Regions from separate parts of the Mus musculus genome. Here region 2 is linked to region 1. The links are chromatin contacts, found by POLR2A ChIA-PET in ENCODE. All regions are on one chromosome and are shown on one strand. Each heading gives the region's core, a stretch centred on a gene start or an enhancer-like site at or near the end of the contact. The rest is flanking DNA. Distances are from core to core; before and after follow the strand shown. Region 1 holds the start of Gfus (GDP-L-fucose synthase). Region 2 holds the start of Zfp707 (zinc finger protein 707).

The links. ChIA-PET counts read pairs that join two places held with the same protein, here RNA polymerase II (POLR2A).
Region 2: POLR2A ChIA-PET joins it to region 1 with 21 read pairs in embryonic stem cell. The contact joins the promoter of Zfp707 here to the promoter of Gfus in region 1. POLR2A ChIA-PET finds 5 or more read pairs at or near these places in 2 of 5 experiments (Patski and embryonic stem cell).

The regions. Positions count from the first base shown.
Region 1 is chr15:75,928,523-75,931,120 of GRCm38, forward strand. Gfus (GDP-L-fucose synthase) reads right to left here and starts at 1,296. Exons shown (of 11, transcript NM_001357005.1): 1 at 1,197-1,296; 2 at 370-527; 3 at 1-21. The coding sequence starts at 515.
Region 2 is chr15:75,967,809-75,970,406 of GRCm38, forward strand. Zfp707 (zinc finger protein 707) reads left to right here and starts at 1,315. Exons shown (of 4, transcript NM_001347040.2): 1 at 1,315-1,596. The coding sequence starts at 1,489. It also overlaps the pseudogene Eif2s3x-ps1.

The DNA of each region.
Region 1 (2,598 bases), core at 46-2,545:
GCTTGGGTTTGGGCTGCATCCCTGAGGGAAGCCAGGATGTCAGGGGAGGGCTAGGGAGGCCTGAGGAGATCAGGAGTTTGAGGCTTGGGCAGTGAGTCTAGAAACTGAATGGATCCATGGCTGGAAGGGCAGCCACAGAGACAAGTAGCTAAGTTCAGAGCTTTAGCAGCTGTCGGCTGGGAATCCCGGAACTACAGGAGGATGTTTACTTAAGAGCACAGCCAGCAACTACAGCCTGTCACCTGGCAGGGAGGACCCAAACTCGGGGTAGATTACTTCTAGGCTCAGGAACAAACCCGGTCAGGGTATTATTCTGTCTGGAAAGGGAACCAAGAGGAGGAATTGGGTCTGAATATGGTCGCAACTTACGTCAGATCTGCATCTTTGGAGGAGACAAACACCCATTCCTCTCCAGGTAAGCCGGCCCCATCTGCAACCACCTTCTGGATGGCTCTACCCACCAGTCCAGAGCCCCCTGTCACTAGGATCCTCATGGATCCATGGGGTTCGCCCATTATGGTCTGCACCTGGAGGGCCAAATGGTGTAAGCTAAGGAGGATACAGGATGTGCCATTTTCCCTACCCCATTCTCCTTGGCCAATGGCAGCAGGCACAGAATCAAAACTTCCAAGGAGGAGCGACAACAGGCTGACAGACACACCCAACTCTGTTCCCCCAGGAAGTCCTTTGCCCTGGGCATTATAGCTTCCTGCTGGCCGCCATCCCAAACAAAGTAGCTTGGTTCCAACCCATGACCCTACTAGGCAGAGGAAAGGTACACCTCATCCCTACGACTGCAAAATTAGGGCTGGCAGGTCCCTGCACAGATCATAGCGGCTGCTTCTCCCCAACGTTCACCCTACAGACAGACAAGGGGCGGTGCTCGTACTTGGAGTCCCGTACCCACAAATGCTGAGCTGATAGCCTACGGTCTAAGAAAGCCTAGTAGTTTAGGGCAGGGTGCACCGCTGGACGGCCTCAGGACGCTGGAATTTTTTACGGTTTCTGTAGGGGGGCTCTGAACCAGCCGCATGGCTCCACCGTTACCAAGATGAGCAAGGGCCCGGGCCCCAAACCCCTTGGTTCCCGACCCAGCCCAACCCCACGTAGACCCACAATGCGAGACGTACTCTTACGGCCCTGACCAGCCTGCGAGATCCCCGGTTTGCTGCGCCGAATCCAACTGTAAATCTCACCTGCGATGGGTTCCACCAGCCCAAGAGCTACTTCCGGTGCACAATTCTCCAGCTATTCCCGGTTCAAGTGGAGGGGGGCGAGACCCTCCCGGGGAACTCTGGGAAATGGAGTCTTTGTCACGCGCCAGTGAGGCGCGGGCCCTTCTGGGAAATGTCTTCTGGGCCTCACGGCCATCTGGGAAACCGAGTCCTGTGGGCGGGGCGGGGATGGTCCCGTCTCACCGCTGGAACTGCAATGCAGAGGACAAGCTGCACACCTAGACACACTCTAGTGGTTAAACGGACACAGGTCCCTCAAGGGACTAGTGGGCTGGCAAGGAATCTCCAGTTCTTATCCTGCAAGGAAAATCATTTCCCATTAGCCGGTCTGCGTGTCTGAGTGGCCAGGCGCCTGGCTGAGCCAGCATCCCTTACCAGTTGTGTGTTCCAGCCAAGAGTTCACACAAGACTCGATTTCTTTACCTAAATTGAGTATTTTAAAGCAGTGAATAAAATCTCTTCTACCTCGACAACATCTTAAAGTGTGTTTCATAATGAAAAATTAAAATATCAGCCAATGTTGGAATGGTGTTTTTAAAGGTACTTAACTCCAAGCCTGTTCGTCTGAATTCGATCCACTCGGATCCACTTACTGGAAAGCCAGAACTGACTTCCACAAGTCGTTCTCTGATTTTCACGCTCACACTGTCCCACACATGTACCCATACATAAAAACTAAATAATGTATAAAAAAAAAACCTAAAAAATATTGGTTATGAGGAGGTAAGTAGGACAGCAGATTATTCAGTTTAGCTAAGTTTATATGTCTATCAACTGTGATAGTAGTGTTAATTTAAAAATAGAGACACAGGCTTAAGAATACACACACAGAGTGTGGGAGAGCACACTCTACCTTTAATTCCAGCACTTGAGAGGCAGAGTCAGGCAGATCTCTGAATTTGAGGCCAGCCTGTTCTACAAAATGAGTTCATCCCCCTGAGCCTCTTCTAATTTTTTTAAATCTATTTATTTTATGTATATGAGTACACTGTAGCTGTCTTCAGACACACCAGAAGAGGGTGTCAGATCCCATTACAGATGGTTGTGAGCCACTATGTGGTTGCTGGGATTTGAACTCAGGACCTCTGGAAGAGCAGTCAGTGCTCTTAACCGCTGAGCCATCTCTCCAACCCGCCTCTTCTCATTTTTATGTCTTTTAAATGACTCATTGAATTTAGTTAGAGTTTGCAATTGTGGACCAGAGTCTAGTACAGCTGTTACCAGCCCCTTCCAGTGTTGAGGAATAATTCTATTTTGAGTAGCCCAGTTACTTAGAATTTATTCCACAAAAGACAAATTCATCCCATATGAAACCACAGCCTCTTTAAAATGCCTCAGATCTATCATTTCTTTTTATTTTACC
Region 2 (2,598 bases), core at 65-2,564, 39 kb after region 1:
CACCAGCTATACCTCCCTTAAGGTCATCGACTTCACAGCCAGGTTTGTTGACATCAGATGGACTGATAACAATGAGATGGGGCTCTGAAGTAAAGTCTCTTGGGGCCACTGGTATTTTCTTCACTATATACTCACAGACAACTTCAATATTATACTTCAGTTGAGCAGAAATTGGAATAATTGGTGCCCCTTTCTGCTATCGTTCCTTGCACAAATGCGAGATTTTGCTCATATTGTTCCTTAGCCTGACTTTCTTTTACCAGATCAATTTTATTCTGTAAGATCAAAATATGCTTGAGTTTCGTGATTTCTACAGCAGTCAGGTGTTCGGGCCAAGGGCATGATTCATTACTAGCTATCAACAGAAGAGCTGCATCCATCTCTACTGCACTGTTCAGCATCGTAGCCATCAAAATATCATGGCCAGGACAGTCAACAAAGGAAACATGTCTGACTAATTTGAAGTTCCCTTTGGCCCCCAGAATGTATGTAGGAAACTTATCTGGTGTACTGCTTCCACATGATCTGGTCTAGGACAACTTGAGTCATCAAAGTTTATAAGTCTTAGCATGAGCATGTCCAAGCTTGATGGTAATGTTTCTTTCTAGCTCATTTTTGAATCTGACAGTGTGAACTCCAGAAATAACCTTCACCACGGTGGACTTCCCATGAGCTCCATGACCAGTTGTAACAATATTAATTGTAGCTTGTCTGCTGATAACTTCACGTGAAAGTGGTGTCAACTTGGTAACATCCCCCAGCCATCTTGCTCAGAGGGGAAAGGACGTATCTTCCTTTCCATCTGCTCAGCTATCTTATGGTGGGACGAAGGCTGCCTAAACTAGAATTAGAATTACAAATAAGTTTGCATCTTTCAAATTAAATTTGGCATCACAGTGGCCTAAGGGTCCAGTGACCCCAATGAACAAAGTAGGAAATCCTGACCCATGCCACTAACATGAAGCAAACTGGCAAACATCAGTTTAGACAGCCATAGGACAAATTCCAAACAAAGAATGTTGATGGTTCTGGCTGCTTGAGAACTGGAGATAGGTTCTCTGGGGCATGGACATTTCTGATTTGAAGCCAACATGGTCTACAAAGAGAGTTCCAGAATAGCCAGGGCAACACAGTGAAACCTTGTCCCCCAAGCCCATCAAAACAAACACCTCCTTCCAGTGGGCTCAGGAACACACGAAAAAAAACCCACAGACCACCCATATCAACGGAAGGGCTGGGCCCCTGGGGGCGGGCTCGCGCACACTTCCGCCCTTTTATCTGGCCCCGCCCTTTAAGTAGCCGGAAGACGCTTCTGATTGGCGTATTTCCGCTGGAGAGTTGAAGTCAGTGCGGCGCGCACGGGAGTTGACGTTTAAAGGTGCAGGAGCTGGGGAATCCGACGGTGGTGCTGCTTTGGGTTGCTCTGCTCCGCGCCACTGCGCTTGCGCTGAAGCCGACCCTACCCCCGGCATCCCCCGCGGCCTTCAGATGCGCCGGCGTCTTGCTGCAGCTGCTGCTCTCGGCGAAGCTCGACGAGAGCGCTGCTTCCGACGGGGCAGCGCTCTTCCCGAGCGAGCTAACGGCGATGCTCCTCCGGTGAGCTCGGACCCTCTACCCCCAATCCCTGGCCCCGCGCCCACCTGGGTCCCCTTGGCACGGGCGCTCGGGTTTCCTGCTTCTGGCAGGTACCGCGCTCCGGCGGTCCTAGGGTCTCAGTCTGGGTCTGTCTGCTCCTGCTTTCCAGGACTACAACTTTCTGTTTTAGTGTTTCCCACACTCCCTGCTCTCCGGCCTTGAAGTCCAGCCAGGCTTGTGGCACCAGTTCTGGTGTTCAGATGAGAAATATATATTCTGGTTTTATCATGCAGAGTTTGTGGTTGGCAGTCACTACCCAGACCTGTGTTTCCCGAGCTTCGGGTCTTCCAGGTGTGTCCCAATTTGCAGCCTTGCTAGTCGAGTATAGATAAGAATGCATATCAGCACAGTGTAGGTGGTTGGTTAGTTATGTCGCAATGTCACAAGGTTGAATGCCTCTAGGCGCAACTTTTGTGATAGCTGTTAAAATAATTTATAGCCTGACTGGCCTCAACTTGTGCTGACCCCTTTGCCTCTGTCACCTGAGTGTTAAGATTAGTTAGGTTTTTTTTTTTTCTCTCTCTCTTTTAAAATGTTATCTCTTAGCTGGGCAGTGGTGGTGCACGCCTTTAATCCCAGCACTTGGGAGGCAGAGGCAGGCGGATTTCTGAGTTCGAGGCCAGCCTGGTCTACAGAGTGAGTTCCAGGACAGCCAGGGCTACACAGAGAAACCCTGTCTCAACCCCCCCCCCCAAAAAAAAAAAAAGTTATCTCTTTCTATGTTAATTTTTAGAAGTGATTCTAGATACTAGTTCTTTGGCAGAAAACGATTTGGAAATTCTTTCTCTGTTGCTTGCCTTTTAATCTTTCTTTAATCTTTCTAACTCCCTTTTAGAATCAGAAACTCTCTTGTTGGTTTCATTAAATGTTGTTTTGTTTGGCTTGCTTTTTAACTATCCCAAACGGTCTTTGACATAGCTTTTTCGTCAAAGTTGGTGTAATGGTTAATTTCTCAACTTGACG